3 separate regions of the Homo sapiens genome follow, and regions 1 and 3 are each linked to region 2. Evidence: chromatin contacts called from ENCODE Hi-C or POLR2A ChIA-PET data. All regions are on one chromosome and are shown on one strand. Each heading gives the region's core, a stretch centred on a gene start or an enhancer-like site at or near the end of the contact. The rest is flanking DNA. Distances are from core to core; before and after follow the strand shown. Region 1 holds the start of DCAF6 (DDB1 and CUL4 associated factor 6). Region 2 holds the start of MGST3 (microsomal glutathione S-transferase 3). Region 3 holds the start of TIPRL (TOR signaling pathway regulator).

What was found. A loop is a pair of places that touch in the nucleus more often than their neighbours do. ChIA-PET counts read pairs that join two places held with the same protein, here RNA polymerase II (POLR2A). Pooled maps may share reads with other maps.
Region 1: a loop to region 2 is called in a map of B cell, with 16 times the contacts of the local background. The contact joins the promoter of DCAF6 here to the promoter of MGST3 in region 2. A Hi-C loop is called at or near these places in 3 of 168 maps with a recorded cell type or tissue (B cell, CD4-positive, alpha-beta memory T cell and naive thymus-derived CD4-positive, alpha-beta T cell) and 12 of 50 pooled maps. POLR2A ChIA-PET finds 5 or more read pairs at or near these places in 1 of 52 experiments (activated naive CD4-positive, alpha-beta T cell).
Region 3: a loop to region 2 is called in a map of naive thymus-derived CD4-positive, alpha-beta T cell, with 11 times the contacts of the local background. The contact joins the promoter of TIPRL here to the promoter of MGST3 in region 2. A Hi-C loop is called at or near these places in 1 of 168 maps with a recorded cell type or tissue (naive thymus-derived CD4-positive, alpha-beta T cell) and 7 of 50 pooled maps. POLR2A ChIA-PET finds 5 or more read pairs at or near these places in 1 of 52 experiments (OCI-LY7).

What each region holds. Positions count from the first base shown.
Region 1 is chr1:167,935,329-167,938,028 of GRCh38, forward strand. It overlaps DCAF6 (DDB1 and CUL4 associated factor 6), which reads left to right and starts at 1,355. Exons shown (of 22, transcript NM_001198956.2): 1 at 1,355-1,680. The coding sequence starts at 1,584. It overlaps MPC2 (mitochondrial pyruvate carrier 2), which reads right to left and starts at 1,744. Exons shown (of 6, transcript NM_001143674.4): 1 at 1,611-1,744; 2 at 405-570. The coding sequence starts at 513. RefSeq lists enhancers at 371-480, 931-1,240 and silencers at 651-820, 1,421-1,490, 1,521-1,760.
Region 2 is chr1:165,629,762-165,632,508 of GRCh38, forward strand. MGST3 (microsomal glutathione S-transferase 3) reads left to right here and starts at 1,473. Exons shown (of 6, transcript NM_004528.4): 1 at 1,473-1,532. RefSeq lists enhancers at 394-924, 1,978-2,147 and a silencer at 1,308-1,547.
Region 3 is chr1:168,177,647-168,180,346 of GRCh38, forward strand. It overlaps TIPRL (TOR signaling pathway regulator), which reads left to right and starts at 1,316. Exons shown (of 7, transcript NM_152902.5): 1 at 1,316-1,535. The coding sequence starts at 1,432. RefSeq lists enhancers at 939-1,440, 1,428-1,547.

The DNA.
Region 1 (2,700 bases), core at 105-2,604, 2.3 Mb after region 2:
AGTGCGACAAACCACCCATCCAGCTCTGCCTAGAGTGGGTTAATATGCCACAATTCGAAAAGAGAAAGAGAATGAGTGTTTCATGGTGGCCCCAGACAGTTTGGTGGCCGCAGAAGTTGAGAAGGCTCAAATCTGGAGATCAGGTTTGGGTTGGAGTCGTGCGTAAGGGAGCGGATGTCACATAGGTGGGGAAGGGAGCTGACTTGAGATACGTTGGCTTAGGAAGAGATGTTGCAGGAGAGAGGGTGAAATGCACAGGCTAGGAGAGTAGACGGCTTCACTTGAAGGGAAGGGATTGGGGCTGTGGATGCCTCTAGAGGCAGTTGTCAGAGGGCCTCTAAAAGGTCCATTTTAGAGGAAGCGAGAAGGAAGGTCTCGATAAGGAGCCATTCAGGGTCCATTACCTGCTGGATGGTTGTACAACGGCCTCAATTTCTCGGGCAGCATCAGCTCCACTTTATCGAGGAGCCGGTGGTAGGTGGCCCGCAGGCCTCGGGCACCGGCGGCCGACATCGCCGCCGAGGGATCGTTGGCAGCCGGGTGGGAGCGTGGCTGTGTTCTCGTCCCTGGCTGACAACGAAGGGGAGCTAGTCACTTTTCCTGCCACGACGACTCGCGTCCGCCTCTCGCCTGGAGTACCCTTCCCGCGGCTTTCCCTGCCCGCTGTGAACCGAAAAGCTGCGGCCCGCGCCCCGCGAAGGTTGAGGGGGCGGAGGCTGCCGACTGCCAGCCCCCGGTCCGCCTCCGGCCCCCGGCAGGAGAGAGGGAGGAGCCATGGCAACAGGTGCCAAAATAATCACCTCACCAAGTCTGCGCTGCGCCCTGCTGGCAGCGCGCTTGCGCAGGCCGAGCTGCCCGCCATGATTGGCCCGCCCCGAGGCGCGGGCGGGGTCGAGCGGAAACCTCCTCCTTCTCCCCATGCCCTCGAGGCCATGTTGGAGAAGGGAAAGTGAAGCTGCGCTGGTTCTACTGCCCTTTCACTTTGATTAAGCAGGCCCGTAGTTAAAATGGGTTTTTGGGCCTTCAGTGCCTAAAGATGATGCCGCACAATTCTCTTGCTTCTTTTCACTGGAGACTCGTGAGCGAGAGACTACAGAATTGAGTAGCTTCTCTCTCTACTCGTCTTTTATCCCTAGCGACTTAAGGATCTGGTTAGAGTGGCCCGAATGCATTCTTCCAGGGTGAGGGCAGCCGCAGCACACACCAGCCTCAGTCCCCAGGGTGGTCGTCATCTCGCGAGAAAGGGTTGGCGGGGAGGGTATCCAGGACGAGGAGAGGGAGGAGTCGCCATCGCCTCCGCCTCCGCCTCCTCCTGTTGGAGGGGGGCTGAGGGAGGAGACTGTTGCTGATCTTTGGATGTTCTGGTTAGTCTAAGAAGGAGAGTATGAGGCGAGCTCCGGCCCGGGTGCGGCCGGGCTTCAGGGGCCCAGGCGCCGCTGCTGCCACCGCCATCTAACGCTGCGCCCTGGAGGCCCGGCGCGCGGATGGTGCCGGTGCGGCTCGGGTGTTGAAACGGGTGTCCCCTCCCCCTCCTCCCCTCCCCCACGCGGTGGTCTCCCCTCCCACCCGGCTCAGGCAGAGCCATGTCTCGGGGTGGCTCCTACCCACACCTGTTGTGGGACGTGAGGAAAAGGTCCCTCGGGCTGGAGGACCCGTCCCGGCTGCGGAGTCGCTACCTGGGTGAGCGGGGGCCCCGGGGCGGAGGCGCTGAGGTCGCCGCCTAGAGTGGGGGAGGGGGCACGCTGCCGGGTCTGTTGGAGGTGGGACGGCGTCTCGGTGGGGGCGCCCGGAGACTCTGGGGTGTTGGGTGGGGCCTTGGTTGCCGAATTCCGTGCCGGTGCCTCCCCCAGTCAAGCCCCCTGTGCATGCTGCCAGCCGCCGCCCTTGCTGGGTTTTTCTCGGAGGGCCGGGCCGTGGGCAGAAGGTACTGGCTTGTAAAGGTGTTGGGGTCGCTGATGGGTTGGGACTCGGGAGACTTGCGGAACCTCCAGGAGCTGCCGCGTTTAGAGCAAAAGTTAGCTCTTTTGCTCTTTTCCAGCGCGCTTTCCCCGCTCAGCCGAAGAACCTAAGTTGTTGCCCACCCTCTCCTTCAATCTCCAGAGGGTTTAGGTGTCGGCTGCGACGCGTTGACCACCCTCAGGGACTTCACGCTCCAGACAGAATCCGTGTAAACTGTTTTTGCGGCGCTGAGCCAAAACCTAAAAGTGATAGCTGAGCTCTCCCCACCCCCGCGCGCTCTCCCAGTTCCACTCTGCTCTTCAGTTCGTTTTGACCGCTTAAAGGTGGTGTAGGGTTTCACGTTCCTCTTCCCACCCCTGGAAAACACACTTGGCATTTACAGTTTCGTAGTTAAGCTTTCTAAAAACAACCTTCAGTACTTGGGGGAACAGTATTCCACTTTTTTCGTTTTGCATAACATTTTTTTTTTGAGGATTCTAGGTCACGCCCGAGTCAACTAAAAAGTTTGGTTTCTTAAAAATGGACGTACTTAGTAAAGGTCTTTTTTGTTTCTTCCTGTATACTCTTCATTACTCTTTCTTTCTATTTGGAGATACGGCAAACAACATCATAAAATTTTTTTCTTTCCAGTTTTGCCACTTGCTAGTTAAAAAGTGTTTGTTGCTCTCATTTGTTTTTGATTTCAAGTAAAGAGAAGAAAATGAAATCTCATTACAACCAACAGTTCTGGTTTGTAAATTA
Region 2 (2,747 bases), core at 223-2,722:
ACTGGCAAAGAAGAGGCCAAATTTTTTTTGAGACTGCAGTCTCCGGTGTAAAATGAGGGTGCAAGGTGCATCCCCGCTCCTGATTTTTGAATCATCCCTTCCACCACCTTGGAATGACTTCTTACGTAGAACAGCCAGCAAGTGGAGAAACTTGCCTCAATAATGCAAAACTGTCTCCCTAACTTACTTCCTTTCAATGTTCAAGCAAAACAAAGCCCTCTCTACATCCAACATGACAGAAACCCAACATGACAGAAAGTATGAGAATGGTTGGAAATTGCTGAAACAGCAACAGTAAAGATTTAATGAGCTCTCAAAGTACCTCTAGATGTGCAAATATGACAACCCAATAAAAAGAAACACACACATAACCTAGAGCCTTCAAAAATCTAGATTTCTGCCTTTCCACACCTTAACTTGGAATCATTCAGGTGGGTTCCTAAGCATTCTCTCGGAGGTGAGGAATCCTCCAAAGAGGAGACTCTAGGAGGGGCCCAGGTGTGGCAATCTTCAAAAGGATGAGGGATGTCCAGAGGAGAGGTGGCGGGAGGGTGCACTTAAAACACGCGAAAATTGGAAACGTGCCTTCTGCAGTCAGTTCCTTCGGATTTTCCGGCATTTAGAAGCCAGTTCTACTCCTTCAGCCCGACCGTATCTGCAGGTCTCACCCAAGACCAAGACCCCCGCCCCCACCCCTCCTCCACCCGGCCTCGAGCCCCGCCCCGGACGCTGGACCCGAGCGTAACGGGAGCAGGTGTTCACATCAAAGGTCTGGGTCGCGAAGGCAGAGACTCCATGTGCCGCAAAAAAAACTCCACGGACAATTGGGAGACTCCTTTCAAAAAAACAAAACTCCGGAGCCACGCGACTCCGCGCTCAGGGGGCGTGGGTACGGCCCACCACGAGGGCAGGGCTCGGCGCCAGCTCTCGGCAAAACTAACAATATTTGTTAGGCCCTAAACAAAAAGGCCCTAACAGCGATAAATCCATTCACTTCGGGAGTGTAGCAACCTGGGACACCAAGCGCCGCCCACGCCCCAGCTACGCGCCTCAGGGACACATCGATTGAGGCGCGGCTACTTTCGCGCACGCGCCTTGCATGCCCGTGCTTCGCCCTTACAGCAGAGCGCCTAAAACCGCTACGGTGGCTCTGCTGGGGACAAATTATTCACGTCCCACTGTTCTGCAAACCCAATCCGGGAGGTATGACCTGGCTGGGACAGTTTAGGAAGATGGCCACGAAGGCACCTGGGGGAGTAGATATATGTTTTTGAGAATGAGAGGAGTAAATCGCTGGACGACCATGAGCAGGAAGAAAATTAGGCCTCCACCTCCCAACCAGTGGCCCTGAGTTGGCAACTTAGACAGCGCGCGCCAGCGCCAGGAGCCCCGCCTTGGGGGCGTGGCCGCGCGCTGGTCGGCTGGGGCGGGGCCTGCTTCTGGCCTCATCTAGCCCCGCCCCAGGCGAGGGCGCCGCACCCACACCGCGCTGCGCAGTTTTGTTCTGCTCCAGCTGTTCGAAGGTGATCCAGGTGAGTGCTAGCACCTGCGGGCAGCCACGAGCACCGGGCCGCCGGGGGCACTTCAGCCTTTGCGCAGGGCACTCCCATATTTCAGCCTATGCGAGCTGAATAGAGACCCGCTGTCTCTAACCTCCCCCCACCCTTATCAGTAAATTAGCGATCTGAATTTCCACCCTCTCTGCTCTCCCCTTGCCTTGCATCTTTTCCCTGGTGGAGTGGGTTGGGAGCGTCTAAGCGAGGCCCGACCTATTTATGTGTAACTCAGGAAAATTCTCAAGGTCAACCCTTCCTCCATTCCTTCCTTTCCTCTCCTGCTGTCCCCGGGCTCTGCAGTCTGGGGGCACCTTTCTGCCTTCCGGAGACCACCCGACCTTGCCCTCTGCTGTTCCGGCGCAGAGGATGGCGAGCCGGACACTGCCGGGGGAGTGGTTGTGCAGGCCTGATCAGTAACACTGGTTTCAGAAGTGGCCTGTGAGCAATGCACCCGCTGCGGTGGGGATGTGTTGCTAGGGACGGTCGGGAGAGCCTCTGAAGGAATTGTGTTTGTTTTCCTCCTGCCTCTTAGAATCGTTTGTCCATTTGTACTGGGAAGGTGGTCATTTCCTACCGCTGACTTAGAGCAAGAGACGCCTCTAGGCGGGTGGGGGACTCTTCAGGTTCTTCCTTGGATTTCAGAAAATGCCCCTTCTTTATGTGGGGTGGCAGCACGGAGCCGTAGGGCTACAGTAGTGGGGCAGTTGCAGGGCGGTGGAAGGCGCTGGAGACTCCTTAGTGAGTCATTCCCCGAAGTTGTGGCTTCTGCTGATACTTTCCTTGAGAGTCACGAGTTTACAAGCTACATAATAGCGTCGGGGGCAAGTAAGTGTGGAAGACGAGGTAAAGGAAAAGCAGATACTAGGATGGGTAGAAGGAGAGGCAGGGGTTAGAACTTTAATTCCTTCCCTGGGGACAGGAGATGCCCTGGAGGGGAAGGCGCTTCCGGCTCTGCAGGTATGTGCTGTTGGGCCTAGGTGTGGTCCTGCGGAATTGCTGCAGATTTTAGATTGCTGGTGGGTAGGAGCTGCAGCGCTTCTCTTGGGAAATCTGTAGATCACCTGGAGCCAGCAGTTCTGGGAGGCACCCCAGGTTATTGGTCAGAGTTACAGGCTATATTTTATTTCAGTGAATTCAGAGAGCACATTGAGTCAGATCAAGAATGTTTATTCTCATAGGAGATGAATTTAA
Region 3 (2,700 bases), core at 66-2,565, 2.5 Mb after region 2:
CCGACCTCAGGTGGTCCACCCACCTTGGCCTCCCAAAGTGCTGGGATTACAGTCTTGAGCCACTGCACCTGGCCTGTGTTTTTATTTGTTTTTGAGACAGGGTCTCGCTCACCCAGGCATGAGTGCTGTGGCATGATCATGGCTCAATGCAGCCTCTGAGGCTCAAGAGATCCTCCCACCACAGCCTCTCAAGTGGCCTGGGACTACAGGCAGATACCATCATACACAGCTAATTAACACGGTTTGTAGAGATGAGGGCTTACTCTGGTGCCCACGCTGGTCTCAAATTCCTGGACTCAAGCAATCCTCTCACCTAGGCCTCCCAAGATGCTGGGATTATAGGCAGGAGCCACCTCGCCTGACTAAAGCTTAAATCTTTCAACAGATTGCCGATCAGAAAATCTTTGAATCCACCTATGATCTGTAAGCCTCTCCTTCAAGACATCCCACTTCCTTAGCCTGAACCAATGTATATCTTCCATATATTGACTTATTTTACCTGCAATTCCCAACTCCCTAAAATGTATAAAACAAAGAGTAATGCCACCGCTTCAGATGCTCTTTGTTAGGACCTCTTGGGACTATTCCCTGGGCCATGGTCACTCATATTGGTTCAGAATAAATCTCTTTAAAACCTTTTACAGAATTTGTTTTTTTTCCATTAACAAAATCATCTCATTTTGAGGCAACTGAAGCCTAAAATCGTTAGAGAAGCGCTTTGCCCAAGGATTCACACAATAGTGTTGCAAATGGAGATTTAGCACTAAGTCAGCTGTGTTGTTTTCACTATACTGGGTGCCTACATAGCAACTAGACCATGGAAAGTCTTCGCATATCTACGAGGATGCAATTTTTGATAGGAGTTGGTCATAGTCAAGAGTGGCTAGATGGCCACTTCTAAATCTTGTTGGTGCTGGATTTCCTAAACTCTGTGGGATTACTTCTTTTTTTGACCTCAAAACAGAAAAATTTCCTCTGTAACACGATTCACTAACACATGAGGTAATCACACTGCTTTGAGGTCTGTAAGGATCAAGTTGGAACCGTCATCCCCTTCCCTGGCAGTCCCTAAAATCCTTCGAGATGACGTCACCCAACGAGTTCAAGAGGGCGGTGCGTTCCTAACCACACCTTCTGCAACCCAAGTGCCGCCCCTCTGACTTTCTCCTTTTTCCTTTTTTCCGGAACGCCGGAACGTAAGACGTGGGTCACGCAACAAGAGCAACTAGTCCCGGAAGCAAAAAGCAAAGAGGCGGAGAAGAAGACGGGAAGCAGAGCCCGCGTCCGGGTCGGCCGGCAGGGGGCGGGGCCGGGCATGGTAACGGCTCGGAAGCCTAGGAGGCTGGGCCGGAGGGAGGCGGAGGAACCGGTGTTCGCCGCCGCCGCTGCTTCAGCTTATTCCTTGTGGCCTCTGCGGGTCCTGCCTCAGCCATGATGATCCACGGCTTCCAGAGCAGCCACCGGGATTTCTGCTTCGGGCCCTGGAAGCTGACGGCGTCCAAGACCCACATCATGAAGTCGGCGGATGTGGAGAAGTGAGGCTTCGGGGCACGGGGTCTGGGCGCTGGCCGGTTGCTGGCCCAGGGCGGGAGGCAGGGCGAACTCTGTGCAGCCCCTCCCCTTTTCCCTGAGGCGGAGGTTCGGTCCCTCCGGACCGGACCTTTGATTGACAACTTCGATAAATAATCCAGTCACACTTCCGGGCCCTTTGGTTGGGGATCGCCAGGCGCTGCTTTCGTCAACTGTCAATCCGCCTGGGTTTGAGTAGAGTGTGACTGTTCTGGTGGACTTTCCCCTCACCAAACGTCTCCTCCTGCCTCAGCCTGCACCACCTTTCTTTCTGGGTGGCTGTTGCCTGTTTTCTTAGGGGTTAATGACGGGGATGATTTATAAGTTTGGTTTCTGTCACGTCAGGTGCTGTGCCCGGCGCTTGAGATAGGAAATGTAAAAGACAACGTGCGCCTCAATTCACAGTCTCGTGAGAGAGACAGACAATTATATTACAGCGTGAATAAATGTAATGAAGATGTATACACGGAGTGATGTGAGGTCTTTTAGGGGCTCGAACCATCTGGGAAATTGGGATGCCTGAACTGAATCTTTATAAAACCGTTGCGGGGGGCGGTGGATAGGTACATGCCATCAGGTCAGGCAGAGTGAGTTGTGATGCGTTTTTGATGCCTGGGCTGAATCTTGACAAAATTTAGGGGAATCAGGGGACGCATGTAAAGCTGGGGGCTCAGGGAGAGTGAAAGCTGTGATGTGTTTAAAGAGCTGTGTCCGTGTGATTGGAGCGTGAGGTACCATAGGGGGTGTTGTGAGAGATGAGAGGTAGGCCCCAGGGGAATCAAGATACTGAGGGAATTTTTATGCCTGGCTAAGGAGTTTTCAATTTTATCTGACAACCACTGGGTGTAATTTTATCCAAAGGAGCTGCATTATCAGATGTACGCTCTGAAAGATTTCTCTGGAGGCCATGTTGAGGCTGGATTGCAGGTCCGCAGGGATGGGAAGGAGACCAGTTAGTAAGAGAAAAGATAGGTTTTAGAAGATTAAGTCCCTGGGATGGCCAGCTGATGGGAGGAGAAATAAAAAAGGAAGAGTCTATGCTGATGACAAGATCTCTGGCTTGGATTTTTGCATGTATCGTATGCCTTTGAACAAGATGAGAAGCACAGGAGGAGGAGAAGCAGATGGGGG